Regions from separate parts of the Homo sapiens genome. Here region 1 is linked to region 2. Evidence: chromatin loops called from intact Hi-C (ENCODE). Cell type or tissue: mammary epithelial cell. All regions are shown on one strand. Links, peaks and the distances in the headings refer to the core of each region. The heading gives the core; the rest is flanking DNA. Region 1 overlaps SDK1 (sidekick cell adhesion molecule 1). Region 2 overlaps SDK1 (sidekick cell adhesion molecule 1).

The links. Peaks named below come from ENCODE experiments on the same cell type or tissue, not always from the same donor. Only the 100,000 strongest peaks of a DNase experiment are listed, where the experiment ranks them.
Region 1: it touches region 2 in a loop (3.0-fold over the local background); 2 of 110 quality-filtered maps call a loop at or near these places.

The regions. Positions count from the first base shown.
Region 1 is chr7:3,998,281-4,014,334 of GRCh38, forward strand. It overlaps SDK1 (sidekick cell adhesion molecule 1), which reads left to right. Exons shown (of 45, transcript NM_152744.4): 15 at 12,686-12,833; 16 at 13,815-13,955. Among named protein-coding and RNA genes, the nearest start is that of SDK1-AS1, 650 kb to the left of the region's middle. In mammary epithelial cell, for the core only: no CTCF peak of the experiment used is centred there; DNase peaks (open chromatin) are centred at 7,671, 7,981 and 8,661; H3K27ac peaks cover 1,155 bases.
Region 2 is chr7:3,952,344-3,968,397 of GRCh38, forward strand. SDK1 (sidekick cell adhesion molecule 1) reads left to right here. Exons shown (of 45, transcript NM_152744.4): 8 at 6,588-6,671; 9 at 10,314-10,508; 10 at 14,975-15,091. LOC124901576 (a long non-coding RNA gene) reads left to right here. Exons shown (of 2, transcript XR_007060195.1): 2 at 5,697-5,944. Among named protein-coding and RNA genes, the nearest start is that of SDK1-AS1, 610 kb to the left of the region's middle. RefSeq lists an enhancer at 15,936-16,054. In mammary epithelial cell, for the core only: no CTCF peak of the experiment used is centred there; a DNase peak (open chromatin) is centred at 3,908.

The DNA of each region.
Region 1 (16,054 bases), core at 4,878-12,877, 50 kb after region 2:
CTCCCTGCAACAGCTGGCATGATGGCAGCGGCAGGCTGTCTAGAGCAGCTGGCTGCTGTCATCAAAAGGAACATGATACTGACTTGAATGAGCAGTTTTGTTTATCATGTAATACATTCCTTCCATTCCCACTTCTTAGGATTTTTTAAAATTATGTAGGAAAATGTTTTATTTCTAAGCAAATTATTCTTAAAATAACAAAATATTACATTTAGAAATACCCCTACGTTTATGTGAGAGAATTCAGAAGATCAATACGCTTCAGCTTTTGGGAATTCATGCATTCCCAAGGCCCTGCCCCCTGGACAGGTTTCAGAGCTGATGCTCTGAGGGACGTGGTCTTCATCTATGACTCTAGGTTCCCCAGCCTCAAACCTGAAATAATGTACTTTTCCTTAACTCAGAAAGAAGCCCTGTTTTCTATGAATTAGGAGTTAATCCCATATCTTCATGTTTTCTAACAATGTGCGGGAGGAACAACACCTCCGTATCTTCCGCATCGCTCGCTGTCTTCCACGTGGAGTTCCGTGCAGTCGGCGTCTCCACTGCCTAGGGAGTGCTGGCTTCTCTGGGTGAATGTGGGAGCTTCCTTTTGCAAGTGTGCCATCCATGTGTCCCTTTATGCCTTGGCTACCAGGAAGCCCAAAGCTAACCTGAGTGTCTAACTGAAGTACCTCAGTCATTCCAACTGCTTAGAACATCTCCATCTCTTTGCATTCTTCTCCTTTATGAGTTTGATTTTGTTTTTGTTTGTATGTATGTCATTGTATCACCCAATTTTATGCAGATTTTCACTTTAGAATATCCTTAAGCTCTCTTTAAAAATAGGAGATATCTCTCCCCAAACACACACACACACACGCACACACACATGTATCATGTCACCATACTTTAAGGGCAGGCTCATGTGAAATGAGCCATCGACCTTCTTTCTCTCCTTTAGTTTCTTTCTCCCCATTCCCTTGGGTACAGAGCACAGTCAGTTCACGCAAGTCTGCAAATTGCGCATCCACTCCCTCCTGAGAGCATTAGACACCAGGAGATACCAGGAAGAGCGTGAGGTCCATTTTCGAGGCAAAGAACACTCACAAAATTAAATCACAAATCCAAGAATATACGAGGGGGCGTCGGGTAGTATGTGATCGCTTGCCAGGAAAGTGGATCTGAGGATCAAGACCGTCAGGGAAGGGGGGTTCCCTGTGGGCAGGTGTGGGCATGGAGGCCCTTGGAGGTGGACCCTGAGCAGAATGTTCAAACGGTCAGTATTCGGATGCCCTGGTGCCTCGGGGCGGGGGAGGCTGGTGGCCAAGGACTCCGAGGCTTGGATGCAGGGCAGCAAAATGGGAGTTCAGGAAATTTCCCAGTGAGTGAATTCGTAAGAGCAGAAGGATCTTTGAGCAGGAGAAGCTGGAGGCTGGAGGCTGAAATGGACTGCTTTATAAAAAACCATTTTCTAACTAATAATGTATTTTTAAGTACAAAGTAATACATGCTCATTGAAGCTGGAGAAATAGTAGATGATGTATAAAGGGAGAGTTCTTATCTCCCCCCACCATGAGGGAGCACTGCTAGCAGCCTCGGGTGCATCATTCCTGGCTGAAAAGGGATGCCTGCGAGGGACAGAGAGGGACCAAATGATGCCAGACCCGAGTCTTGTACAACAAAGAGCTGCACAAAGCTGGGAGCTAGGCAAGGTGGTGTGAAAGCAAGTTTTTAGCAAGATTAACCTGGCAGTGGCCTACAGGGAGCTGTCTGTGAGGCTCAGAGAGTGAAGGAAAGCAGGAGGCTGAGGGCCTGGAGCAGGAAGGTGGTCATTCCCGAATTGCTGATGGGGTTTCCCTGGGAAGGAGGGGGCCCAAGATGGCCTAGAGCCCCAGGCCTGGACGTGGAAGTAGGAGGCCTGCTGAGGAAACCGGTCTGGGAAGAGCATCTGTGAGCTTGACTAGAGCATGCTGAGGCTGAGATGATGTTCTGGGGTTCAGGTTGCAATATCCTCCAGGCAGCTTGTCCTTCCTCCAGCATGGAACGTTCTGGTGCCCCCAGCGGCCTGATGCTTTTTTGTGCCTCTCCGCCTCTGCTTTCTGAAGCACGGCTTGGTTTTGTCAGCTGCTGGGCCAAGACTAGCTTTTGGAGCACGTTCTCTGAGTCCCAGTGCCTCTCCTGAGCCCCTCCCCAGCATCTTTGCAGGAGAGGTTCTTCCTCCACAAAGAGAATCTCTGAGCTGCACGGCTGGGTTGGTTCTTCCCCTGCCACAGGTGCCTTTTCATGTAGGGAACCCGTCAGCCGTCTCCACGCCGCTCTCCATGAAAGCTGCTCCTGGCTGTCACCGCACAATCTGTTCAACATCTCCATCCCCTGTTGCTATTATGGACTTAAAAGCTGATGGGCGTTGTGCTGTTTTGCTTGCCAAAATGGCGAAGAGACTTTGTTCTTCATGCTTCAAATATTTTAATACTGTCTTTGAAACACACCTCACACAGGCGTTTTCTAATGGCCTCGGACTTTTCGGGGAGCATTTCATATTTTAGCTCGTCTTTCTTTGGGCTTTTGCTTTTTAAGCCTCCCATGCATAGCATTTGTCCGCATTTTAATAAATGCACATCTAGGGAGACAGTACCTGTCAGAGGTGTTTATGAAGGGGGGACCATGGCTGTGTTGGGGGCCCAGAGGGGGCTGAGGTCTGCTTCTGCGTTCACTTCCTGTTAGCTTCCTGCCCTCACCAAGACGAGATGGGGGTCAGAGAGCCCAGGGTGGCTCCCACATCCTTGGTTGGTCCTCACCTTCTGGAATCCTCTGGCCCAGGCTGTCCCACAGGATGGTGTAACTTCCTGCGTGGGAGTGCCTGTGGTGACCGCACGGTGCGGAATACAGCGTGGCTCCCATAGCTTGAGCTCCAGGAGGTCAGGCCAGCTTCCATCTGGAGAGGGGCCCCTGCTCCACCCACTGCCTGCCAGCTATCTCCAGCCTGTTGCAGGGGTTTGCCACCATTAGGATTGGTCTCCCACCCAAGATCGAGTTCCCCAAGCTTCTGGATATATCCAGTCACCATTTCCAACCTCCTGCCCCTTCTCTGGAGGGAATGGCTTCTCCAGCACATAGGCCCACATCTCCCGGTGAGCATGTGTCTCCCCTTGGGTCCAGGTCAAAGTCTGGCCTCGGTGGGCCACCTTTGGTGTCTTGACCTGAGGCTCTGGAGGCCACAGTGCCCTGGATGTAAGCAGTCTACGGCCTCAAAGCCTGTTGTGGGATCATTTGGGCTGCATCCATTAGCTGGGGGTTTCATGTATTTCTAAATGTCTCAGCTCTTTAGTTCTTAACTTTTTAAGACAAAAACTTGGTGCATTTTAATCCTGAGCTTGTAGACCTTTATGGTTTCTCTAAAGACATATACAACAGAGAAAGTCTTCCCAAAGGGAAGGATATCAAAATGTATTTATACTGTCCACTCTGTGGTGTTTTGTTTTAGGTAGAAAGTATCCATCTACTTCGTACTCTTTCTTCCCCCTGTTCTATGAAGTCTTTGTCTGGCCTAAGCCTCTTTCTTTCTCAGGCGTCCTCAGTGGTTTATCCCTGTCACTCCTGTGGCCTCTGTCTTCTCTTCCAGGGTTGCCACCACGAACAGGTCTCTCTCACAATGTTCTTTTCAAATTGTGTTTGTCTTAGATGTGTTTCATGCCTGAATAGAGTCACATTCATCTGGGGGCCCTCGCAGTCCCCTGCAGGAGTACAGTCTGTTCTACAAATGTATTTACCAGCTTAAGCTTGGAATTCTACAGTGCCACTAAAAATTATGTTCCTTTTGTCACTGTCAGAGTTTTTAACTAGAATCCTGCAGAAAACACTTTATATAACCTTTGCATAACGAGTTATTATCTATGCTTCTCTCTTAGTGCCCAGATGAGCTCTGACTAGACCAAGAGAAGCTTTTTCGTAGCCCTGGCTGTGCCCGTCTCTGAGTCTGGGCTCCAGCCGGAGGGGTGAGTGGCTCAGAGCAGGAGTGGGTTCCGAAGCCTCACCCCAAGCAGTTTAACTGCATGGAGGCTGAAATTCTTTGTTGTCTGGGCTTTCAAAACTGTGTTATTTCTGTTCATGTGACGACAGTAATTTAAGGGCGCTTTAATATAGAGGAGGAAATGTCATTCCTTCCACCAAACTAATCTCAGTAACTCACTGAGCTGAACACTAAGATACAGGTCGGAGTCTCCAAAAACGTGAAAGTAATTACCCAAAGCATTGAACAACAATGAGAATGGTTTAAAAAACAAGAACTGCAGTATGGACCTATGCCTGTTTCATTTCAGTTCCTTCCCATACTCTTTATTTTCCAAAAATTTTAAGTGAACTTCTATCATTTTTTATGGTATAAATAATGTACATACACAAACATATATATACACAAATACATATACACACAAAATATACATAAAATTTACCATTTTTTACCCCTTTAAGGTGGAAAAAAATCTGGTTGGGAGATGGATATCTGGTTCTCAGGGGTGGATCCAGGTTTTGTTGTGTAATTTCGGAGCTCTTGTTAAGAAAAATAATACAAAATTGAAAGAGCCTCTGCTGGGACCCGGGGAGGGCCCGATGTGATGGGAGCCAAGAGCTCCAGGTCGCTCTGTTCATCTTTCTTCTGGGGTTGGCATGAGCTTCCTTCCCAGAGGGCACTGGGCAGTGCTGTTTGCAGCTCATGGAGCCCTAGCCCTTTGCTACTGCTCCACCCCATGGGCATCAGGCCCCCCAACACTGAGGAGTTCAGCATGAGCCATGTCTGGGACAGCTCATTCTCCAGGCTCTAGCCTCAAGGAGGAATCCCAGTGGCTTTAACCCCAGCTCTCTGACAGCCCTCACTCTTGTGTGCCTGGGCACACGCATGTGGACACATACACACAGATCTGCTCTTCTCATGCAAAACACATGACCTTCCACTGCAGGTTCCACGCAGGGCCTCCTAACCTGCCCCTCCCCTGCCTGCTCCAGACCAACCACTCATGGTAGGTCTTTCTTTTTTCTTACTAAACTTGGTGTTTTAGAGCAGTTTGGAGCTTACAGAACTGTTTCAAAGATGGACCCGCCACCCAGCTTCCCCTGTGACACTAGTATGGTGCCTTTGTCCATTCATTGAGCCCACAGTGACACCTTATTGTTCACTGCAGTCACTGCCCCCTTCCGAGCTCCGCAGTCTCTCCCTGATGACGTCTTTCCCGCTCTGTTGCAGGATCCCGTCCAGGATCTGTTTTGTAGAACGTCACTCAATCGGGATTTGTCTGATGTTCTTCTCTTAGCTAGACCAGGATTATGGGGCTTTGGGAAGAAGACCAGGGAGGTAAAGCGCCATTCTCATCACATCACATCACATCAAGGGTGAACCCTGTCAACGTGACTCATCACTGCTGATGCTTGCTAGACCTTCCAGACACGGGGAATTTAACCTGATCTGTGCCTAGGGCTAGACTCTCAGCAGCACCTGTCTTGAGTGTGCAGTGCCACCCTAAGGAATGCAGCCTGCTTATACTCAGTGTCTAGAGAGACAGTCTGTTGTGGTGGAGGGGAGCCTCTGATTAGCGTGAAGCCTCCCCACTTAGCTCCATGTTGGGGGCCCTCGCGGGCATTGCTCCAAGACAAGCTCATCTTCTCCTTCATCTCTGTGACCAAGCCCTTAACTTTGCAGCTTTAAATCCTAGGCAACAATGAGATGTGGAGTTTGCACAAGGAGCATTAATGGAGAGTGGAGAGACCCTGAGCCTTCACTCCATCCATTTCTCATGTGGAAATGAAGATCATTTTATCCCCCTCAAGGTTACTGTGAAAGTTGAACGTGGACACATACAGCCATCAGCAGTAGCTCCAAGAGTGGGTGCTTTTGTTCCACAAACACTTATTGAGCTCCTACTGTGTGTCAGGCACTCTTCTAGTTGCTGAGGACCAAACAGGGAATAAAATAGATCCCAAGGGAGCTCAGCCAGTGGATAACTCTTTTCATGGATCACCATGATTATTGTGAGCTAATACTTATATTTCAGGAGATTCAACATGCAGACTGTTGTAGCAAAAACAGTAGTAGAATTCAAATTAGAAAAATAATAAATTTGCACCTAATTTTTCCACTTAACTGTAACCTGGGGGAACTATCCTTATTTTAATGAAAGCATGCTCATTCTCATTCATATAAAAATGCAAAGTAAAGCATCAACCAAATTACATTTTTCACCCACCAATAGACAATTACAACAGTTATAAAATGCTCCATGCTGGCAATGCTATGACAAAAATAGACACTTTCTAAGAACTTTTTATTATTAGAAGTACTAAATACACACAAAAATATAGCTCCAACAACCAGTAACATTTTAACCATATTTATTTCATCTGTTCCTCACTTTCCTTTTGCTAGAGTGTTTTAAAGGAAATTCCAGAAATTATGTCAATTCATCCCTAAGTGATCAGTAAGCAGTTCAAAAAGTTGATTACACCTAACAAAATTAATAGTAGTCATTAATATCACCTGCTATTCAGTCTATATTTAATTTTCCCTAAGTGTCTAAAAAGAAAGGTCTTTTTACACTTGCATCAGGATCCAAACATGGTCCATCCATCGTACTGGTTGTTTTGTGTCTCACTGTGTCTTCATCCACAAAACCCCCTTCTACCTCCCCGCTTCCTGCTTGGGCAGAGTCCATGACAGTTGTCCTATAGAAGGCCCCAAGTCCTAGATTAGGATTCTGGTAATTCTGGTGTTTAATTGGTTCCTGCACCTTTTTTTTTTTTTTTTTTTTTTTTTGAGACGGAGTCTTGCTGTGTCACCAGGCTGTAGTGCAGTGGCTTCATCTTGGCTCACTGCAACCTCCATCTCCTGGGTTCAAGCGATTCTCCTGCCTCAGCCTCCCAAGTAGCTGGGAATACAGGTGCATGACACCACGCCTGGCTAATTTTTTGTATTTTTAGTAGAGACAGGGTTTTACCATGTTGGCCAGGATGGTCTTGATCTCTTGACGTCGTGATCCACCTGCCTCGGCCTCCCAAAGTGCTGGGATTACTGCACCTTCTTTATTGCCTGGAGACTGGATTTGAGCTGCCTTCCGTTTCCGGGTAGTTTCTTTTCTTATGTGAGTGTGTGTGTGTGTGTGTGTGTGTGTGTGTGTGTGTGTGTGTGTTAATACTTCTTGGGTATTGCAGGTACTTCCTGCTGCATCACCCAAGGAGGCACATGACACCAGCTGCCCCGCTTCTGGTGATGTTGAGATGGAGCCACTCTAGGTAGCCGCCACCTGTGAAATTCAGCAGAAGTTATTTAAACTTCCCTGAGTCTTGGTTTCCTGGAGTGAAAAAGAGGCGCAGTAAGACCTCCTCCCCAAGCGGGTTTCTGTGGCTACAGACCCGAAAGCACTTCCAGGCGGCAAACTGCCACAGAAATATTATGTATTAATAATATGATGATGCTTTTGGCAATTAAGGAAAATCTCCCTGCTGGGCTTGGTGGTTCACTCCTGTAATCTCAACACTTTGGGAGGCCAAGGCAGACAGATTGCTTGAGTCCAGGTGTTCAAGACAAGCCTGAGCCACGTGGCGAAATCCCGTCTCTACAAAAAATACAAAAATTAGCCGGGCACGGTGGCACACACCTGTGGTCCCAGCCTGGGGGATGGAATGTATTGTGGGAGGTAGGGGTGGAAAAGAACATGACTAAGGCAGGAGGATCGCTTGAACCCAGGAGCGGAGGTTGCAGTGAGCCGAGATTGCGCCACTGCACTCCAGCCTGGATGACAAAGCGGGACCCTGTCTCAAAAAAGAAAAGAAAAAAATACCTTCTTTCAAAAAACATGTTCCTCCTTCAGACACCTTTAATTGAGAAACTGATAATGCTCTTTTTTATTGGAAAAAGCTTCCAGTACATTTTCAAAGATTGGAAACCACCAGCTTTTTCAACCAACAGCTAAAGCGGGGTTGTGATTCATTCCTCGTGATTCTCGGCCTTACCACTAAGAAAACGAAAGTGTAGTGATGCCCTCTGTAGAACGGAGCCTGGCTGGGGAAGTGTAAAATCCCTCAGTCTTCTAGATCTGAGAGTCCCTGAAGGGGAGGAAAAAAGGTATTAAACGTTTATGGGATGGTTTCCTTTATCAAAAGATTCTTCTACCTCCCAGCCTCCAAGACAAGCATCCTGTGGCCCTCTTCTGTGAGGACCGGCTGGGGGCGGACCCTTTTAAAGGGATGTTGCTTATTGATTGTCAGGAACAGACTTGCTATTTAAATTTTAACAGTTCTCAGCAAGCTTGCAATTCCAGAGCTTGAGAATGAGCAAATCCTTCCCAAAACAATTTTTTTTTGTATGAATCAGGGTGCCCAGAGATGGATCAGTTCATTTGTATTAGTTTTCACTTTAATCTCTCTTCCAGCCAGACCTTTTATTTTCTAGTGAAAGAGGAAAAAGAATAAAGAAAGAATTCCTATAGCTGCAGCAGGACTGGGCAGGCCCCGAGATGCAGAGGTAATTAATAGGCCCTGTTGTCAAATCAAACCAGGCAGCAGACTCTGAACCCTGAGGCTGGGGTTCTGGACTTTCAGGAGCTGTTTACACTCGGAGTGAACAAACAGCCAGGATCAGGCAGGGCCAGGCTGGCGGGATGGGGCCGAGGGCGGGAAAGCGGCGTCTCCAGGCTTGCTCTGCCTCTCCCGCAGTCTGATTAATCGCCTCAGTCACCTGGTTTCAACAGTTGTCCTCTTGACTGTCTCTTTCTGAAACGATGTTTGTTCACTGTGCCTGACGGAGCAGGTGAATGGCTGACTGCTAGACACTGTGATGTCTGAAGGAAGAAAGGGATGGACGAAGAGCTTTACTGAGTCCAGTATCAGTCAAGCTTCCTGAGGGAAAAGATGGCGTTCCTGAATGAGAGCAATCAAGGAGGAAGTTTTAGAAGGGGAATGTTTGCAGAGGTGCGGGTGGAGGGGAACCACTGTTACCGGGGGCTGGTAGCCTCAGAGCGGGTTTCACTCTAAGGTTCAAGAGCCCGAGGCAGTTGCAGAACCCCAGAAGGAGAGATTATGTAGGGTGGCTGCTTGGAAAAGAGGGGGACCCAGGTAGCCCCAGGCAGCCTCCCAGTGAGGAAGAAAGAGCCTTACATTTGCTCCCCTCATCTACAGGAAGCCTCGGGGCAGGAGTCCCGAGGACAGAGCTGGATAGGGAGGGCGGAGCTTGGATCTAGGGAGAGCAAGCTGTCCAGCACCCTGGGCCAAGCTTACAGCTAGATGCTTTCAATGTATGTGATTTCATACTCGGGGAGTCTTGGGGGTTATATATTATCACCCCATCTTTTCATTATTTCCTTTAATTTGTTTTTTGAGACAGAGTCTTGCTCTGTCGCCCAGGCTGGAGTCCAGTGGCGCGGTCTCGACTCCCTACAACCTCCGCCTCCCGGGTTTCAGCAATTCTCTGTCTCAGCCTCCTGAGTAGCTGCGATTACAGGCACCTGCCACCACGCCCGGCTAATTTTTTTGTATTTTTAGTAGAGGCGGGGTTTCACCGTCTTGGCCAGGCTGGTCTTGAACTCCTGACCTCGTGATCCACCTGCCTCAGCCTCCAAAAGTGCAGGGATTACAGGCATTGTTTTAATCTTTAATGGTAGTGAAACACACATAAAAAATCCATCATGTTCACCATTTGTAAGTGCACGGCTCAGTGGCATTAAACACATTCACACTGTTCTGCCACCGTCACCACCATCCTTCTCTAGAGCTCTTTTCATGTTGCAAAACTTCTGCACCACTAAACAGTCGCTCCCCGTTGCCCTTTCCCCTGCTCCTCCTACTTTCTGTCTCTGTGAATTTGTTCTAGATGTCTCATGCAAGTGGAATCATACAGTATTTGTCTTTTTGTGACTTATTTCATGTAGTATACTGTCCTCAAGGTTCATCCATGTTCCGCCATGTGTCCTAATTTCCTTCCTTTAAGAAGCTGAATAGTAGACATTGTATGGACAGATCGTATTTGTTTACCCATTCATCCATCGGTGGGCAGTTGGGTTTGTTAGGAATAACGCTCAAAATCCTAAGGAAAGTGAACACACGAACAAAAGATTCTTAGCAAAGCAATTTTACTTCTGCGCAGAGGGGTGCCTCCTTGGCCAGTCGCCATGACAGCACACCTGAACAAAGGGGCACGAGAGCCTTTATTCCTGACGCAAGTCCTGCCCCTGTACCCTTTCCCCATTGGCCGGGGTCGGGTCATACAATCTAAACTAATCCCGGTTGGCTGAACCTTTGATTTTTTTTAGATAAGGTGGGCACGTAAAAGAAAGCGAAGAGGAAAGGGGAAGGGGTGTTCTGTAATGAACTAGAAAGTTAGTCCTCTTTCCAAATAAAGGAAGGAATGTGAGCTGCTACTGATAATGCCTGGTACTGTGGCATGCCTGGGCATCTAACAAAGGCAAAAAGGAAAAAAAGGGAAAGGGCAGCAGGGGGAAGGGTACTATAAATTAAAGAATAAAAGATTGATTGGGTTCTTTGAAGAGAAACCTCATCATATCCCTCAGGTTGCTTCTACCTTTTGGCTACTGTGAATAAAGCTGCTTTGAACCCAGGTATGCACATATCTCTTCGAACCCCTCCTTTCTGTTCCTTTGAGTGTATACTGAGAAGCAGAATTGCTGGATTCTATGGTAATTCTGTCTTAATTTTTTGAAGAGCCACCATACTGTTGTCTGTAGCGGCTATACCATTTTATATTCAGAACAACCGCGAAATGGGGCGGAATTTCTTCACATCCTTCCCAACACCTGTTATTTTCTGTTTGTGTGTATGTGTTTTCTTTTCATAATAGCCACCCTAGTGGGTATTAGATGCAATATCATTGTGGTTCTGTTTTGTCCACTGTTTTCACGGAAGTTCAAACAAAACTGAACACCCTTAAGTGGGAGAGCTCGTAGTCAGCTGTGGTCTCCATGCTTCTTTCTTCTACATACCAGTTCTCTTCAGAATGAGAACGGTATTTCCATGGAAGCTGGACTTGGCACGAAGGGGCCCTGCCTTCTACCAACCGAGTCTGGTTGCCCTGATACTGGGAATGGCCTTTCGTCTTCTGCATTGACAAATGGCTGTTTTCTGTAAGGGAGACTGCTTAGCAAACCAGATCACCATGAGCTGCATGATACAAGTGGAAGGGTTTTAGGCTCCCAGAGTAAAAAGGGAAGTTGCTGTGAGTTCTTCTGTAGGTAACTGGGAATGCGCACATTTTGTTTTTAAAGGAGACACACAGAGAGGGGGATCCTCATCAGCTGCCCATTATCCATGTCACTGGAAATCAAAAGCCAAGAACGCTGAAATGCCCAGCTGGTGGCGAAGACTGCGTTCCCAGAAAGCCATTTTTGGAAGCAGCTTGATTTGAAATAATTAAAAAGATCCCATCTTCATCGCCAACTGGCTTCATGCTTCAGAGCAGCTTAACTTTGTGTTAAGGAATCCAGTGAGCAGATTCTGAATTAGTGATAGACACCTCTGTGTGAGGCAACAGAAGTTTCCTTTGAGAGTCTCATTTTCATTTTGGAGCAATTTATGGCCACTGCTTGGTGATTGGTAAGGAGCTGGAGTGCATTTCCAATGAGCTCGCAGGCGCAGACTTACGAATCCCCGCGGTTGGGGCTGCAGGTTTTTGGAGAAGCGGCTGGGATTTTATGTGTGGATGCTGACACGCAGCTGGTACTGTCTGCAGGCTCTGCCTAGCCCAACACTATGGTGGAAAGCATGTGCCACCTCTTTCTGACCATCTCTAATGTGGGTGAAAGGGACCTTAGCGCCACTTCAGGTCAGCGAGACAGCTCGATTTCCAGAAGAATTTCCCCCACCCAGGTTTTACTTCGCTAGTAACTTGAAAATTCAGTTCAGGCATCATCACAATTCAGAATGGGAACCGACAGCGGATGCTGGAAGTCACTGCCAAGACTTTGTTCATTCCAGGGCATCAGTCTACAAAATGACTGGGCTGAAAAGCCTGTTTAAACTCTGCAAAAAATCCACGCAAGGGTGTAGGATCTCCAGCAGAACCTTCGGAAGCCTTGCCGGCAAGAGTGCATTTGGCTGGCAGAGTCCCTCTTGCACACCTGCTGGAAAGCTGGGTGGGAAGATATTCTAAGCTCGCTGTGAATTTCATTACGCCTCTCTCCAGCCAAAGCCACTCAAGGGTGTGGTGGTGTAATGGGCCTGCCACGCAGATGGGCTGCGAAATACACAGCCCATCTGTCTTTATCATGCTCATTTCCTCTTTTATTAAAATGTTAATGAATATAGTTTTTATTTATCATTCAGTGACATGTGCAGCATCCTTTTCTGGGAGACAAATCTGCAATCTGCCTAACCATGTGAGCCGACGGAGAACTTTCTCCCCTTACATACTGAACACAGGAATTAGGGACGTTTTGGTTCCTTTTAAACCGCCGTATGCAGGTTGCACAAAAAAATCCTTTTGCTCATTGATGGCGGCACCGGGGAAGTTGCCTTTCTGGCTTGTAAGTTACTAGCCACATGGCCAGAGCCTCAGTTTCCACACCTGCTAAATGGGATAAGCTTTCCTTCTCCTAGAGCTGTCCTGCTAAGCAAATGAGATGTTCCCTGAGAAAGCCTTTGCATTCACCTCTTATTATTCAGACATGATAAGCCTGTGGGCTTGAATTCGTTTTCTTCATTCTTTCAGACTCTCCATGGAAGGTGCATCTGTCAAACGTTGGCCCTGAGATGACAGGCGTCACCGTGAGTGGCCTGACTCCGGCTCGTACCTATCAATTCCGGGTGTGCGCGGTGAATGAAGTGGGCAGGGGCCAGTACAGCGCCGAGACAAGCAGGTGCGTGAATCCCGCCCCAGGTGGGGGTGTGGAACAGCCGGGGGCCTGAATGCCAAAGAGAAGCATCACATTATGTGGTGGAATTGATCACAGCAACCCGCTGGCTTCCCTCAGGGAGACGGGACAAACCGTGAGCAGAAAAGCCTGTCGCAAAGAGGGAAAGACAGGCCCACGCAGACTTAGCTGGGCCTTCCTTCATTGCTTTGAGGCAGGTTCCTTGGATTTTTCCTGTGGCGATCTGGCTGTGCCTACATAAATCGCTCCTGACAGCACAGCCCTCTGTGTACAGGAAATTCAGAGCTCACATGTTTTCCGTGTTCTTTGTCCACCCCACTGCCGGGTGGACGCTGATGCCACAGTCTTAGCAAGTCAACACCTAGCATGCTGTTAAGGGAAGCTGTCTCTGCAGAGGCGTCGCATTCCTGAGCGGTCTTCACGCTCTCCCATCCCTGCGAGGGCCACCTCTGAAAAATCTCATTCGGAGGTGACATGGGAAAATGGCTTCATCACATTTCAGCACACCTTCCCCAACCAACCTGAGCTTTCAGTGGGCTTGACTTGTAGAACAGCTGAGCTGTAAATGCCTTTCTTTTTTTTTCTTCAAAATGTGGGAGTTTGATATGAGAAATATTGAAAGAGCCGGAGAAAACAGTTTGGGAGGAGTCTGAGACGGCAGGCCGACGAGCGGACGCATTCAGGCTTGCAGTCTTTCTAAAGGGCTGAGGTGCTGGGGTTATTCACACAGAACAAAGTCACCTCCACCTTTCCTCGTTGCTTGGTTAACTGATTTTCTATTATGTTGATTTGTGGTAACTGTTTCTCACGTCCTTTCAGTTTCATTGGCTGTGTGTTTTGCTTTTCCTGAAACCCGATTTTTGTGAATAGTCAGGCTCAAGATTCAGCAAGATAGATGAAATGCAAATGGGCCCCCGCTGTTTCTGGTACTCATCTCTCTTGTTCCTACCCGTCTTTTATTTATAGGTTGATGCTACCTGAAGAACCACCCAGTGCTCCCCCGAAAAATATAGTGGCCAGTGGGCGGACTAATCAGTCCATTATGGTCCAGTGGCAGCCACCCCCAGAAACAGAGCACAACGGGGTGTTGCGTGGATACATCCTCAGGCAAGTGCCCTGTGATTGGCCATCTTTAGGCCGCCATTAGAGTTGAGCGTCGATTTCACAGAGGGTTGCAAACTCTAATGTCTGTAAGAGCCAAACAGGAACCAAAGGAGTCAGGCCAGGTGTGAGATGTTAGGGAGTGGTGGAGACTGTGGCAAACTGGAGTGCACAGGCCAACGTGGGCAGCCGTGCAGAGACATTCTGTGCATATCTGACCATAAATGACACACACAAAACTGGTGTCAGGGTAGCATTTTGGCAGGAGAATGGAGGGGGTATTAGGGGTTGGAAGCAAGGTATATTGTTCAATGTGAAGCTTTTTTTTTTTTTTTTTTTTTTTTTTTTTTTTTTTTTTTTTTTGATGGAGTTTCTCTCTTGTTGCCCAGGCTGGAGTGCAGTGGCACAATCTTGGCTCAATGCAACTTCCGCTGCCTGGGTTCAAGCAATTCTCCTGCCTCAGCCTCCCGAGTAGCTGGGATTACAGGCATGTGCCACCACACCTGGCTAATTTTTGCATTTTTGGTAGAGACAGGGTTTCACCATGGTGACCAAGCTGGTCTCAAACTCCTGACCTCAGGTGACCTGTCCTCCTCAGCCTCCCAATCCTCAGCTGGGATTACAGGCGTGAGGCACTGCACCTGGCCTCATTGTAGGTCTTTTGATTCCATTTAAGTTTTCAACCAAGGGCATGTGTTGTTCAATACAGTAATTTTAAATTAAGAATAATTAATTTCATGTAATTATTAGCCAGTTGTCACCATGCTGGTATGTTGCTTGCTATTTCCAGAAATCCAAAGATCTAGCTTTGTACCTGAAACCTCCCAACTTTTAGATGTTGGAAATGAAATCAATATATTTGGAAACAAAGGGCAGGGCTAACACACACTTCTGCAGGCCAGATGTGGCTGAAGGGTAGCCAGTGTGCTGTCTTTGCTTTATAAAGGACAGTTAGGCTTCTAGAATTATTGGGAACACTGTATCTGAACTTGTCTGTGTTTGAGAGAAGAAACCTCCTTTGCCAAAACTGCTAATTTTAAAATTGCACTGAACGCGATCATTGCAGTAGCCTGTTGACACAAGTAAAAGCAAAAGTAAAGCAGAATTGCATAATAATTATTAAATCTCTTCTAATAGATTGCACCACTGTGGACATATTTGTTCATTTTACCAGTGATATTGGGACAAGAACAGTGGGTATCCGCTTATTCCCTTCCTGGGCTCGTTCCAAGTGTGTGATCAGTAAACAGTGGCTAACAAAGGTCTTCAGCAGACAGATGTAATTTCTTAGATAAATGTGAGAAATTGGGAAATGTTGCATCTTCAGCTTCATTATCCTTGTGTATGAAGGGCAACGCCTTCCCTGTATATATGTGTATAGCCATCCATTCATCATTTAATATGTGTTTTTCTATGTGCCTGGACTATTTGCCTGTCAAAACCAATTTGCCGCTGTTTACAAGTTTTTCCTCCAGCGTCGGGATTCTCTTCTAAATGTAAGCCAGACCGTGACCCACCTGAAGTGGTTTAAATGGGCCATCCCCAGGGGTACACAAATAGCTCCAATCAATAGCAAGGCCCCTTTTGTCTCGAGGCTCCAACTGTCCTTCCTCATTTCAAAGAAGGGGGAAGAGGAGCTTGCAGTTCTGTCCCCTCGGGGTGGGGGCCGCAGGCTCTGGTTCCTGTTGATCCCCTGGGACAGTTCCTAATTGCCTGACCACCTCCGCTCCAGAAAACAGCCCCGTGTCCCCGCCGCCTGCGGCCGAGGGCTCCTGTGGCACTGCTGCTCTTGCCCCTGCCTTAGCCATTACCTCTCATTCTGCACCCATCCACTAATGAGAATAATTGGCTGCCCTCTGTACCCAGCAGCACAGGCCTGTCATCCCTCTGCCTCTGCCTTTCTTCAGCATGTGCAGGAAGAGTTTCCTTAGGCTGAAGCCGTCAAGTAAGGACTTTAAAAGTCATCCCACAGAACCAGGCCCGGGGCACAGAGTTTAATAATAAAACCTCTCTGATGTTACGAGGCCACTTCGGGGACTGCACATTTCTCTGTTTTGTGGGATTACTACTGTTAAAAGGATTTTCTGTGATGGGGTCAGTAGAGT
Region 2 (16,054 bases), core at 644-8,643:
CAAGGTGGGCGGATCACTTGAGGCCAGGAGTTCGAGACCAGCCTGGCCAACATGGTGAAATCCCGCCCGTCTCTACTAAAAATACAAACATCAGCTGGGCGCAGTGGCGGGCGCCTATGATCCCAGCCACTCGGGAGGCGGAGGCACGAGAATCACTTGAACCCAGGAGGCAGAGGTTGCAGTGAGCCAAGATCGCATCATTGCAACCCAATCTGGGCCACAGGAGCAAAACTCCAACTCAAAAAAAAAATTATTAATTTAGAAATTATTCTATTAATTATTAATTTAGCTGTTATTTTTTGACCTAGCAGAAAATGTAAAACTATCGGATGTTACCTTTTGTTAAACTTAAAAAAAAAAAGAGAACAGAGATGCTTCCTCAAACTGGGCGACATATTATTCCTGAACCAAGGAGAAAGAACATAAAATTAAGTACACTGGAGTTGCCCAGCTCTAAATGCTGGAAACTATTAGTGTTTAGGGAGTGTGCATTGTACAGTGGCTAAGAAAATACAAAACCTATTATCAGTTTATGAGGAGGTTAAGTTGTGAGGCAAGTGACTTTATTTCTCTCATTTTTCCAGCTACTGTCATGCATTTATTCTTCATAAGTGGCCGTGATGACTATGAGAGCAGCCTGTGTTCCGCAGTGGTAGCCGCTGTTGATAAGAGGTAGCCTTAGAGGCCGCCTCTAGGAAGGAGAATCTCGACTTCCTCTCTCCTCTTTGGGAAAAAGGGGAATTGAGAACAGGAAAATTCAAATAAGAAAACCCTCAGAGAGCCCCTTAAATAAAAAAATTTGCAGTCTGCCACTTTGCAAAATAAGGAAAAAAAAAAAAAAGCTTGTGTTTTCCTATGAAACTAGCAAGAAAAGGAATACTGCACAAAAGGTGGTTTACCTTGATCACGTCCCATTCCTTTAATCATTAGGAAATGACTCCATGTCCTGACCTTGACTCTTCTAAATACAATGCAGTGCAAACCTGTCGGTCCCTCTGAAAGAAGCGAAAGTCTGTTAAAAGCATCCAAGGAAGCCGGCTTTGAGTCACCAATCACTGTTGATTCTACATGAGAGGCCTGAGCTGGTATTGCTACCTTCCCCATCCATGCTTCCGCTACAGATGTAAATATCACATCCCATTCTCTGCAAAGATTTTTTCATCGAGGTTGATCTGTAGTTCTAGGAGCACAGCACATTATAGATTCAGCCAAAATTAAAATTTGCGACGTGTAAATCTCTAGTAGACAGGACTATACCGTGTTCAAACATTTTAAGGTAATTTAAACAAGAGAAGAAATTTATCTCCCTTTAAACGAGAATGTTTGTTTCGATCATCATTCCTTTTTAAAATATTTAAATCTATCTTAAGAGCTTTAGTTTTACATTTATATCTGATTAGTTTTGTGTTCTCTCGAGTTAGCACCTCTCCGTGTTCTGACTTTTAAAGGTACACAAACACACTTCACTTCTTTATGATGTTGAGTTAAATCCCCTTTTATTCATAAGAATTTGCTGTAGCAGGTAGGATTTTTGTGGTTGGCGCACACTGCAAAAACCCTGAAGAGAGTGTCTGTGTCAATTCCGAGGGATTTGGATGAGATTATAATCCCACGCCCTGTGGCCGAGCATTATTGGTTTCACAGGGCTGTCACCATGTACCTGTCAAAAGGGCCACCCGTAGGAGCACACAGGCCAAAGACAGAGAAACAAATGGGCTCCTATTACTTGTATTTTATACTGATGACACAGGACAGGCTAGTTGGGCTGTTTGCCCACCTGCCTGTCTATGTTGCTTAATTTCTGTGGCTTGAATGAGAGCACAGAGGTCGGCTTCCAGGCACCACCCCGCCACTGGCTGCCCAGTCCTGTGGAGCAGCCCCTCTACGCCCTCCACCCTCCCCTCCTGCCTCCCCTCTACACCCTCCTCTCCCGCATCACCTCTACACTCTACAGCCTCCCCTCCTGCCTCCCCTCTACACCCTCCCCTCCCCTCCTGCCTCCCCTCTACACCCTCCCCTCCCCTCCTGCCTCCCCTCTACACCCTCCCCTCCTGCCTCCCCTCTACACCCTCCACCCTCCCCTCCTGCCTCCCCTCTACACCCTCCCCTCCCCTCCTGCCTCCCCTCTACGCCCTCCACCCTCCCCCCTCCCCTCCTGCTTCTCCTCTACACCCTCCTCTCCCCTCCCACCTCCCCTTTACAACCTCCCCTCAACACCCTCCCTTCCCGCCTCCCCTCTATACTCTCCGCCCTCCGTTCCCACCTCCCCTCTACACCTTCCCCTCTGGCCTCCCCTCTACACCCTCCGCTTCCGTCCCACCTCCCTTCTACACCCTCTACACTGCACCATTCATGGGCTTGAATGAGTGTTGGCCTCAGTTTCCACATCCATAAAATGGAGATGGATGTAGATGGTACCAGCTCATATTGTGAAGGTTAAATGCAAAAATGTCTGTCACAGAGGCTCTGAAATAGTGGCTTTAGTTGCTGTTGGCATAACTCTATTATCCTATATGTCCCATTGCACTCGCTATTTACCAATAATCAGTTATGTGACACACATTTTTCATGTTTAGTGTCTCTGGAATCAGGATGTGCCTCACCACCTATGAAACCATTTTTTTTTTCCTTGGGGTAAGACAAGGATGCCCCTTACCTCTGACTGCAGCACCTTAGTGCCTGTGAGATGCATCTTCCCTCCGAGCCACGCCTTCTCCACGGTCTCCTCATCACACACGAAGCCAGCTGCTCCCACATGTGCCCTGCTCCTGCTGAGCACGATGGCTCGGAAACTCGGACGGCGAGTTTTCACTGGGATGGACTCTTTACCTGGTGGGGCATCTGCTGCCAGCCCCTTCAAGTTGTTCATGGAATTCAGTGCTTGTGGCTTGGGGGCTGGCTCCTGGCCAGGGGTCCCCTCAGGTTCCAGAGTCCCCTGCATCCCTGGCTCATCTCCAGAGCCAGCAGCTGCGGCTGAGTTCTTGTCACACATGGAAGCTCTCTGCTGTCCCCTGTGCCTCCAGCTGCAGAAAGTCCTCTCCTTTTAGGGGCTCACATGATTAAATTGGGCCCACCCAGCGAATCCAAGAGAGTCTCCCTATTTTAAGGTGGGATACCTAATCCCACCTGCAGAGTCCCTCTTGCCAAGTGAGACAGCATATTCATAGATTCCAGAGGTGTGGGTGTGGACACCTCCGGGAGCCGTTCTGTCCACCTCGGTGGACTAGCGTGCAGTGCAGGCCAGCCGAGGGCATGCGTGGGACATGCTGCTCCCTGAGAGGGGCGACCTGGAAGGAACAGGGAGGCAGCGCAGGAAACATCTTTGGATCTTGCAGTGATCCCTACACAGAAGAAGCTTTGCAACTCAGAAGCCAAATCCCAGCAGCATTGGGGATGGGAGAGCAGGAAAAATGCATGGTGTTGTTGGGGGGTCCTTCTCCACTGCGGTTGCCTCCATTGGGCCTGAGCCTGCACTTTGTCACACTGGCATTTTGGAGAGTGAGGTCATTTGACAGAGGCCCTTGGTTTGGGGGCAGTCTGGGAGGTCTCCCCACCTCCTCTCCTGAGACTGGGGAGCTAGAAGCTTGCGCTGCCCCTGGAGGCAGCTGCCATGGGCTCTGGGCCATGTGGAAGGCGGAAAATCTGAGCTGGCCTTTTCCTAACACCCTGACTTCACACAGGGCATGAGAACCTTTCCCTGATGTCTTCATATTGTTTCAAAAGAGGGAGAAGTGTTTGTTTCCATCCCCTGTTTTGTTGGCTGCAGTCAGGATCAATTTTCAGAAGTCCAGGGTGGACCCATGTTGGCAGAGTACCCTTTCTAGACACAGTTGCCACTGACAGGCTAAGACATGCCCTCGCCCTCTTGCCCTCTGAAGAGTAAGTGGTTGAGAGTCTATGCACAGGATGACTCATTTACAATGGGTTTTCCCCAGTGTTTAACTCACGGGCTTTTCACGGTCCATAGGCTTGGCATTTCCTCCGGTTCTTTGCCTTAGAGCAGACTGTGTGTAAAACCGTAGCTGGAAATGGGGAGAAACTCCATCTGAGCAGCCGCTGGGTTAGAATACTAGGAAGGGTTGGCAGGGAGAGAACTCGTACCCTCACACGGTGGGGAAGTACTAAGGGAAGCTCAGAGGCCACGCAGGGCATGGGCAGCTCTGCACCTGCTCCCCAGGCACAGCGACCTGGAAGGCTTTCCAGAACAAGCTAAGAGCATCCACAATGAACAGCCAGATGTTTTCCACCCATGCCTAGCACTGAGCTACTAAAACTGCCCAGGACATTGGCCCCTGCAGGCGGTGGCAGGCTGCCCCCCAGACCTTGCCCATGCCACAGTACTATGGAGAGTGTGGAGTGGGATGAGTTTTCTCACCAGGTGGCATGCTGTGTGCCAAACACAGATGGTCCCTGGCTAGGGTGGAGAGAGGTCACCACTTGGAGAGGAGCAGCATCGTCTGGGCCTGGAGGTCCCCAGAGCCATGCACTTGCTCAGCCAAGCCAGCTTCGGGTCACTGTGTGGAGTGCCCGTCTCCCTGACCCCAGCGAGGTCCCTTCCTGGCACTCGAGGGAAGCCTCGGGGGACTGTACCAGGCGACAACGGTAATCAGTACCTCAGGGAAGGCACCCTGGGCCCGTAGGTGCCGACCATTGTTATCTATGGATTTTGTATCATCAAAGCACAGGTCATCTTGGGTGAATCTCAAGGGAACCATGAAGAGTGAAAAAAATAGTTGCAAAAGTTACACTCGATGACCTCCTTTCTGTAACGTTCTTGAAATGACAAACCTACAGAAACAGAGAACGGATTAGTGGTTGTGAGGGGTGGGGGTTTGGGGTGCTCCTGGTCATGGAAGGCAACACCCTTGTGCTGATGGACACGTGGACCTACACACGTAATAATGTTGCATGGGACGTGCATGTGCCGTCTTTTCACGCACACTTGAGCGCAGGAAACACTGGCAAGAGCTGGATAAATTAGGTTGATTGTATCAGTAGCAGTATCCTGATCATGATGTTATGCTATCGTTTTTTGCAAGATGTTACCATTGCGGGAAGCCGAGTGAAGGGTCCATGAGCTCTTTCAGTGTTACAGTGTTACTTCTCACAACTGCACGGACTCGACAGTTTTCTAAAAAGAAAACGCTCAACTAAGAAGAGGAAAACTATAATTAATCATAAGCAAATGTTGTTGTCGAATGTATGTTTTTTTCCTTTTTCCTTCCATGCTTTTAATCAGATCATGACGGTAGATATTGACTTAGCTTCCCTGATGAATACAGGTCAGGACCTGCACACAAGGGCCCTGACAGCAGGCAGCTACTGTATGTATAGTTGGAATATAAATAATACTGCCTTCATGATTATTGATTGAGGAAACGTGATCAAATGGGGGATGTATGAGTTGTGCAATGAAGATGAGCTTGAAAAAGGTAGACATTAAATGCTGGCAATATTTCTTCAGGCTTGGTCTGTACACATGAAAACTTAAGTAGAGGAATCTGCTTCCTTCTAATGAATTTGCAGCCATCTCCTCAGCCGGAGTGGTTGATTCAGGCAGATTCTTTCTGCTTGAGTGGTCCAGGTAATCGCAGAAGTGAAACATCACTTTGCCTCCTTCCAGAAACCTTCAGCCGCTTCCCCCTTAATCGTTTCTTTGAAATGCTTAGTTTTCATTTCTCTTTTTCATCTTTTAGGTCCCACCTTGTTTTAAAGATACAGTCAATATAGGAGGCATGCCAAGCTATCTTATCCACATTCAACACAATTATAATGAAAGTAAACCAGCTCTGGAAGACAGTTCCCAGAAATTAATTATCGCACAGAAAGTGAACACAACAGCCTTTTGTTATCATGATAATGAAATCACCACCACCTTAATACTTGACAAACTTGGCCATGCCTCTGTTGAATTTCTGCTGAATAAACTGGAAAAATGTTGCAATTGGCTCTCCAAGGAAATTCATTGTTTAATACAACCACTGTTTTTTTTTCTGCGGAACGGGCGAGTGGAGTATCGAGAGATTGCAAGTGCCTAGGAGTTTCCTTTGCTACTAAAGATAGATGAGTGCTCCCTTATATGTTTTCTCTTAGTTATTATTTGGTATTCCATTGAAGTATTAAATCTCTATTTTGGAGAAGAACTGCTAAGAATTTTAAAAATATGTTAATAGGCTGTTGCCCAATACAGGCTGCACACCTTCCTCGGGCACTTGACAAGCTTCACGAGCTCGTGTTTAGTTTAGATACTGAAGCAAACTAGCCCATAAAATACGGTGCTGTAAATATAAACCTTTACGAACCTCTTGGGGTAGTCCTTCTAAAATGTAAATTAAGATATTCCATGATTCAAGCCCATAAACTGAAAAGTAGCCATCACCCTGAGTAGTAAGTTGCTTTCTGAAACCCCAGACTGTAAATTGCCTTTGGCCTGTGCTCACTGAGTTCTGAGTTTGTATGCACGATGCTAACTAATGATGAAATTTTCAAGAATGGTTTTTAAGAGGAGCCCACACTATCTTAGGTTATATGGTCTCTGACATATCCTTCTTTGGCTTAGGGGCTTTTTTTTATTTTCTTGTTTGAAGAGCCACCATATTTTACTGCTGAGCCCGAGAGTCGGATTTCAGCTGAAGTAGAAGAAACTGTGGACATCGGATGTCAAGCCATGGGTGAGTGCAGAGTGGCTGCTGGACAAGGAGCCATGACTGGGAGGAAGGGAAACAACCTTTTTCCATAGCAGAATTGCCATCATTCTAGGGAGACATTGAGTGTGATGGCGAAGAGCAGACTTCAGAGAGTAGATCGGTCTTGGGGCAGTGACTGTGGGTAAGGCATTTGACTTTGCCAAGCTTTTGCTTCCTCCCCTGCGAAACAGAGATGATACTATTTACCCAGCAGAGCAAAAAGGAAGCCCACATCTACCCCAGACAGAGAGGGGACTCCATCATATCCTGTGGACTCCCCTTCCAAGGCCCTGACTTCACAAGTGTGTGACCCCCCGAGATTCGGGGCAGAAAATTCTTTCTCATCCATGGGGTGACTAGGACTGGTGAGCACAGCCACTCTAGAAAGGGAGATGGGTGTACATGTATTTGTAGTAGGTACGTGAGGTACAAGGCAATTTTGTTCCACTGATGTATTGCACAGTGGTGAAGCCAAAGCTGGGAGTGCGTCCGTCACTGGAGTGATGTACCCTGTACCCGTTAAGTAATTTCTCATCGCCCACCCCACACCCTTGTGAGTCCCCATTGTCTGTCCTTCCACACTCTGCATCCATGTGCACATGTGACTTAGCACCCACTTATTAGTGAGAACAGGCAGTCTTTGTCTTTCTGTGTCTGAGTTCTCTCACATAACTCAGTGGCCTCCGGTGCCATCCAGGTTGCTGCAAAAGACACCCTTTTATTCTTTTTTGTGGCCGAATAGTATTTGAATAGGAAATGTTACCTTTTTTTTTTTGCCTTTTCAGCTCTGGGTCCCCTTTTCCTTTGCCATTCAGGTCATCCCAGCCCTCATCCCCATGCTTCAATTACAAGCTGCCCACTGTCACCGTCTCATGTCGGGCAGCACAGGTGATTACACAAAACCTTCTAGCAGAGACAGGCTTGTCAAGGCAGTTTCGTTAAGAAAAGCTGTGTTTGTATTCTGGCAACTATCAGGAAACGAAAAGGATCTTTTCTCTTTTGTTTATACCCATCCGTCCTAAGGATAGTATTTTCTCCTACTCCCTAAGAGCTCGGAGGGTAAGAATGACTACCAGTTTTGCAAATCTTCAAAACAGCTCCTAAAAGAGAGATGATTTTCACTGTACCACAGGAAAACCAAGCCCTGGAAAGCATGGTTAAGTACAGTGCCAAAGGCACTGGGCCACTCAATGAAATGGGATCCTTCTCTGGTGAAGTCATTGCCCAGTGTGTGGCCTGTGGAAGTTACTCATTAAATACTGGGTACCTAACTTACCTAGGTCCACATGGTAATGGAGGCAGGACCCAAACGCAAATCTGTCAGCCACCAAAGCAGCCACCTGGCTCTTGCCAGAACACTAGCTTCCCCCAGGACCTGAAGCCCTGGACTTAGAACAAATGCCATTTGTCCATACCTGCAACTGTGTGGATGCCATTTCTTATTCCTGAAAATGGTGTGTCACCCTTCCAGTGCTGTGCCACCCTTCCGGTGCAGCGGCGTGTCACCCTTCCAGTCCTGGTGGTAGAGGGAAAGATCAGCCTCTGCCCACAGACCCCCTCCCGACCCACCGTGCTTTGTAACCACTGCTCCTGGCCCGGGACTTGGTTCAGTAGGAGTTCTGGTCCTCAGCTCCTGACCAGCTCACAGCGGCTGCTGTCCACGGCTCTGTTCTGTTTCTGTTCTTCTCTGTTCCAGCTCTACTGATTCGGCATAGGGGAGGGGGAAAAAGTGTGAGAGAAGAGTAAGACGAATTTTACGTGGAATTATCTTTCTTACAGTGGTTGCATTGTTCTTTCTTGTGTAGGTGCCAGCTTCTTAAGGCCAACAACTCTGTGAATGTGAAGCTATAAAATATTTAGCGAGCTTATATTTCAGAAATAAGAGTATACAATACTGCGGGGGATAAGATTTCTGTTATGACATTAAATTGCCCCAAAATAGAAATACTCCCAGTTCCCTATGTACTAACAATTATTTTTCAACAAATGACAATCTTAAACTCCCTTTGACAAGAGAAAGCTCTGTTTTTTTGCACGACTTCTGCAGGGTAAACTGCTTGTTAAGTGTAGACTTACAAATATAGAGACAACAGATCTTCCGACATTGCACTGCTGTCATATAATTTACTGCTTTCTTTTCATTTTGACAGTGAAACTATAGCAGCATGCGAAGTGGTTATTCCTTATGAAAGTGACATCATGTAACTGCTATTATGAGATATTACATGAATTGGTTATGCTTTTACCTTGAAATGGATTTTTTAATATTTCCTGACTTAATGAAAAGTGACAGGAAACATAATTAAGGCAAAGAAGAGAATCTAGGAAGACATTATCTTGAGTTATTCCATGGCATTAACTTTATTTATTAAAGTCGACATCTCACACCTACCCACACGCCATCTTAAATCAAGGGATTTTGGTGTGCTTTGCACTGAAGCATGTCAAGATATGTTTTTTATTTAAATCCACTTTCTCTTTAGGGAAACTGAGGTACAGAACCATCTGAGATCTAGAGCTAAGTGTAGATATGCCTCATGGAGCGAGGCAGCTTTTCCTGTATCCACAATGGAATACCTCTTGTGCCTCCTCCTCGACCCTTAACAAGGTTACTTAACCTAACAAATTGCTCCTCTGAGACAGTAGAACTCCATGAAGGCCCATGATATCCAACCCCTTTGATAGGGGGTGTTAAAAGATGGCACTCATTTTCATTGTTAGCTGTTGGGATGAATAGTGATACTGCCATTGAGCACTCACCAGGTGCCGGGCATGAGTTTTATAAATACATATGTAAATGTACACACATGCACATATATGCACCACCTCACACAGACACACATAGAAACACATGTACACATATATGCAGGTGCACATATACATACACAGATGTACACACACATATACACACACGCACATGTATACGCATACACACATAAACACATGCACATATATGCACAAACACACACACATACACACATGTAAACACGTAGACACATGCACATATATACACACATGTACACGTGCACACACTCGCATGAACACATGCACATACATATACACACACATGCACAGACACACAAACACATCCAATCTTCAACCTTCTGAAGTCACAATTATCACTAACCTGCATGTGAGGAAACAGACAAAGAAAGGGACAGGTAATGTATTCTGCCCAAGGTGACACTGTCCGCGAGGCATGGACCTGGGATGTGGCCTGTGTCCTGTCCTCTGCCCCTATGACCCTGTGCCCAAGCCCTCCCGCGGTGGCTGAGTAGGGCACTGCAGAGCAGAGAGGGCTTCATCTCCATCTGAACCTTAACCTGACTCTCAGCTGGAATCTCCTTTCCAAACAAGAGCATGAGCCTGTGTGGGTTCGGAGTGGAGCCTGGAAGGCACCGCAGCCAGGGCGGCCACAGTTCATGCCAGCTGTTCCTCTCAACACCCCTCCGTGTCGATGGCTTCATCTACAACGAGAAAAATAGCTCCTTATAGGGTGGTTGAAAGCACGAATACACAAGAAAATGCCTATTAAAATATTGGCATTCTAGCCTTTGAAACAGATGTGCTTCAGTTCTCACGTCAGGAATTATTTTTAAAATCCTATTTATTCCCATTCCTACGCAGGGGTCCCCCTTCCCACCCTCCAGTGGTACAAGGATGCCATCTCCATCAGCAGGCTCCAGAATCCTCGATACAAAGTGCTCGCCAGCGGAGGCCTGCGCATCCAGAAGCTGCGTCCAGAGGACTCCGGAATCTTCCAGTGCTTCGCCAGCAATGAAGGAGGGGAGATCCAGACCCACACCTACCTGGATGTAACCAGTGAGTACACCCAGGCCCACAGCTACCTGACCTGGACGTATCCAGTGAGTACACTCAGCCCCATGGCTACCTGGATGTAACCAGTGGGTACACCCAGGCTCACAGCTACCTGACCTGGACGTATCCAGTGAGTACACTCAGCTCCATGGCTACCTGGATGTAACCACTGGGTACACCCAGGCTCACAGCTACCTGACCTGGACGTATCCAGTGAGTACACTCAGCCCCATGGCTACCTGGATGTAACCAGTGGGTACACCCAGGCTCACAGCTACCTGATCTGGACGTATCCAGTGAGTACATTCAGCCCCATGGCTACCTGGATGTAATCAGTGGGTACACCCAGGCTCACAGCTACCTGACCTGGACGTATCCAGTGAGTACATTCAGCCCCATGGCTACCTGGATGTAACCAGTGGGTACACCCAGGCTCACAGCTACCTGACCTGGACGTATCCAGTGAGTACATTCAGCCCCATGGCTATCTGGATGTAACCAGTGGGTACACCCAGGCTCACAGCTACCTGACCTGGACGTATCCAGTGAGTACACTCAGCCCCATGGCTACCTGGATGTAACCACTGGGTACACCCAGGCTTACAGCTACCTGACCTGGACGTATCCAGTGAGTACACTCAGCCCCATGGCTACCTGGATGTAACCAGTGGGTACACCCAGGCTCACAGCTACCTGATCTGGACGTATCCAGTGAGTACATTCAGCCCCATGGCTACCTGGATGTAATCAGTGGGTACACCCAGGCTCACAGCTACCTGACCTGGACGTATCCAGTGAGTACATTCAGCCCCATGGCTACCTGGATGTAACCAGTGGGTACACCCAGGCTCACAGCTACCTGACCTGGACGTATCCAGTGAGTACATTCAGCCCCATGGCTATCTGGATGTAACCAGTGGGTACACCCAGGCTCACAGCTACCTGACCTGGACGTATCCAGTGAGCACACCCAGGCCGACGGCTACCCAGATGTATCCAGTGGGTACACCTAAGCTCACGGCTACCCGGACATATCCAGTGGGTACACCCAGGCTCACAGCTACCTGACCTGGACGTATCCAGTGAGCACACCCAGGCCGACGGCTACCCAGATGTATCCAGTGGGTACACCCACGCCCACGGCTACCCGGATGTATCCAGTGGGTACACCTTGGCCCACAGCTACCTGGATGTATCCAGTGGGTACACCTATCAGCAAAGCCAGACCTGCTAGACTGGGCCTTCAAGGTAGAACTTCCCAAAATTTGCTCCATGTACTACACACAGAAAATGGTAGTATCTGTTCAGCCCCCTGAGGTAAACAGAAGGGGTAATGTGGCCAGAAGTGGGCAGACCAGGAGAGCCAGCTCTCAAGCACACCTGAAGCCTTTGTGGGTCCTGTGGGGAAACTGCTGAGGCCCACAAGCAGCACAGACGGCTGTCACTCCCCGGCCCTAGTACCCTCCTCTTCTCAGGGTAGCGTTGCCTCTTCCCGCACTAAGCCCTCCTCTTTCTTGAGGAGAAGTAGAAAAAACTCCCTTATTTTCTGGGCAGAATTGGAAAGACTATTGAGTGAATAGATCACTCCTAATCTTTTTCTTTTGATCTTTTTTTCCTATTTTTTACATTCATTCTCTATTTTACTTTTATTGAACAATTGTAGTTCTTTTGTGAGTTTCTTTTATTATCCCATTAACAGAAATACCTTGGCTCTCTGTCTTTGAAAAATAAACTCAAGGTAAAGGTTTTCATTGTTTCTGTGGGTTTTCTTTTTAATCTTCCATGGTTGTATAATACTGTTCTTCTAAAATGAAGTAGAATCTAGTGATTATGGAATTATACCTTTTGTGTTTGCCCTTTCGGGAGCAAAATGCTGATATCCTCAGGGGTGAGAGCTGTTGGAGAGAGCAAATCAGTGTCACTGTGTGCACAGCCAAGGGCTCTTCCCACCCACAGCCTGCAAGGAGACTGACCAGGTGTGTAGCAAGCTGTGCATGTGTTTCGGTGAACTAGGGGTCCCTTCCTTGAATCTTGCCCTCGGGTCAAATTTGTCTTTCATTTTGGAGCTTAGGAAACCAATATTGCTTCAAGCAGTAGAAATAATATGGAATGCTCAAGTCAGAACATGAGTCTTGATTGATTAGAATTATTTGAAGCCTATCTTGCAATCGTGAGCTGGGACGTTCTTGAGCAGGGATTGACAAGCTTTTTCTGCGAAGGGCCTAATGGTAGATATTTTTGGCTTTGAAGGATGTGGCCTACTCAGCATTGCTGTAGTAACCTAAGAGCAGCCACAGTTCTCAGCACATGCGAGTGGCTGTGTTCCAATAAAACTTTATTTACAAACACAGGGTGCAGGCTGAATTTGGCCCCCAGGTTGTAGTTTGCCAATCTCCATTCCAGTGAGAGACTTAGGAATGAGAATAAAAAAGAACCCAGAGAACATCTCTGGGTTTCTCTCAGCCTCAGTTTTCTCATCCATTAAAATGGAGCTAACCAAACCCAGATTATAGGATTCTCATGAGGGTCAGATTGGAAATGTAAGTGAAAGTGCCACCTGCACTGTTACCACGGCAGTGAGTGAGTGAACAAACAAATCAATGATTGTGATTATGTTATCTGTTTTGTAGTAGGAGGTTTTTTGCAAAATGAGTTTTTTAATTAAAATACCCTTAATGAAAGGAAAATGTGCTTTAAAAAATCGATATTGATTTGCTCATTTAGCAAGCGGCTGCTGAGCATCTGTGTCGGGCACTCTGGATGAGGCTCTGGGGACACGGCTGTGAGGAAGACAGGTGAGGTTCCTGTGCTTCCAGGACAGAGGGTCTGCAGGGAGGAGAAAGGCAGTGAAGGACGAGATGACTCCAGCCAGCCAGGGGTGCTGCAGAAAAGGGGAGCAGGTGCGGTGGCATATTGAGCCGGGGCCTCCCCCAGACAGTGTGGCTGCCGGGTGGGGCTTCTCTAGGAGAGATTTAGAAGGAGCAGGAGTGTGAACTCTTGGGGACATGCGCATTGCATGGGCTGGAGGGGACATCAGGTGCCTTGGAGGAGCAAGCTCGGCATGTGTGCAGGTGAAGGGAGGCGGATAGGTTGGGGCTCAGTGACAAGCAGGGTGGCCATGACGGGCTGGAGGGTGGAGGGATAGGCAGGGGCAGAGGCCGAGAACAGGAGGAGCCTCGGGAGCTGCGAGCAAGCAGAGAAGGGACATGAAAGCCTTTGTAGCTTTCAAAGGGCAGCCCAAGGCTGGCTGCCTCAGGGACCCTGACACAGGCACAGAAGTGTTGAGACCTGTTAGGGGGCCTGCGGCATCTGGCAAGACCTGGACTCGGGTGGTTGCCTGCGAGGTGGAGAGACAAGGTCAGCTTCAGGAAGGGCCTTGGCAGTGAAGTTTCTGGGACTTGCCATGGTCCATGGGATTCTCAGCAGGTGCAGGCAGAGGCGGCGGCTGTGCCCTGGGTCCCGTGAGGTCTACTCACTTCTTTCCTTGAGGGGTATCAGCCCAGGGACCCTCACAGAAGACTTGAGAGACACAGATCACTGTTGTACGGGGGGTTCCGGTTAATCGTTATTGGGTAGCACAGAGTTAGGCGAGCCCTCGCTGAAGCCATCAGGAGCTCCTCCTGTCTTTCCTCGGTCTGACTCAGGGCTGCTCGGGGCCGTGACCATCCCCCATGAACAAGAAGAAACCCAGCACTTGGGGATCATGACACCTCCCAGAAATGTATCTTTATGGAGGTCTTTGAAACCTGGTTATTTTAACTCTCAGAACAGATCCTAGAAAGCATCCTAGAAAGTGTCATCTTGTGGATGACATTTTGTATTCAATAATTAGCTTTTTTTTTTGTTTTTGTTTTTGAGATAAGGTCTCACTCTGTCACCCAGGCTGTAGTACAGTGGCACGATCATCACTCACTGCAGCCTCAGCCTCCTGGGCTCAAGCGATCCTCCTGCCTCCACCTCCCAAGTACGTGGGACTATAGGCCTGCACCACCATGCCTGGCTAATTTTTCATTTTTGGTAGAGACAGGGATCTCACTGTGTTGCCCAGGCTGGTCTCAAACTCCTGAACTCAAGCAGTCCTCTTGCCTCAGCCTCCTGAAGTGCTGGGAATATAGGCATGGGCTACCTTTCATTTAAAGAACAAAAGCAGTCTTTTGGCTGATCTAAATAAATGCCTCTCCTCTCTTTAATATTCATCAAAAACTGTTCTTCCTGGGCCCCTGCACGTTTCCACTTGTGTATCTATTACATCGTGACGCTGTATTTTCTCTCCAGGTTGTAAACAAAGATCGGTAACTCCTGGGAGAGGAACAGTGGAGGGCTGCCGTCCCTCCTGAACAGTATTCCTTTTGTATTGCTACAGTTACCTCTGTGATTGGCTCTCTAAAGCCCGTGCAGGATACTCTGCCAGGCTGATGTGAGCCTCTCAGGAACAAGGCCCTGATCATTTCATTTACTCCTCTTCTCAGATATCGCTCCAGTGTTCACCCAGCGGCCAGTGGACACCACAGTTACTGACGGGATGACAGCCATTCTAAGGTGTGAGGTGTCCGGGGCTCCCAAACCCGCCATCACCTGGAAAAGAGGTGGGTAGCATCCACTGCCCACAACAGCATGGCCCATGTAGAACATAACCTATCGGGCCAGTGCTTGCTTCTTATTCACTCTCTTGTTTATTCACTTATGCATTCACTCAATGAAGATTAAATAACTCTTATTGCAGCAGTCCCCAACCTTTTTGGCACCAGGGACCTGTTTCTTGGAAGAGAATTTCTCCATGGTCTCCAGTGGGGGCTGATGGTCTAAGGATGAAACTGTTCCATCTCAGATCATTAGATTCTTCTAGGGAGTGTGCAGCCTAGATCCTTGGCATGCATAGTTCACTGGAGGGTGTGCGTTCCTATGAGAATCTAATGCTGCTGCCGAGCTGACAGGAGGGGGAGCTCAGGCAGTCATGCACGGTGGCCACCGCTCACCTCCTGCTACGCAGCCCAGTTCCAAACAGGTCTGCAGCCCAGGGCTTGGGGACCCCTGATTTACAGAATGCCTACCAGGTGCAAGATACCATGGGCACAAGGATAAATAGGACAGACAAGATCCCTGCCTTCTAGAAAGGGAAACACACATTAGAAAAAGAGAAGGATTGTGCAAATGTCACTCTTCTCTATCCACGCCCTTCAGAGAGTGCCTCAGGCCTCCTCGGGCCTTACCGTGTCAAGGACTGGATGTGAAGTCACTCTGCTAGCACTCACTTTTCCCACTGTTAAGTGGAGCTCTTCCTTGTGACATTCAGAATTAAGGATCACGGCCTTTGTTTTGTTGAAGAAAGATGCTTCCAGGGCCACATCGTTCCGTGCCTTCTGCAGTCAACCTGGGACGCTTCAGCCCACTGTGGGTTCAGTTCCTGGGAAGGCTGCCTTTGCAGTTCCCATAGCCCGTTCCATGAGGGCCACTGAAGGAACAGCACACAGAGTCCATCCTGAACAAGTCTGTGCTTAGCCTTGTTGATTCACATGGATGAGCTCCTCATACTTGCTGGGCTGTATCGG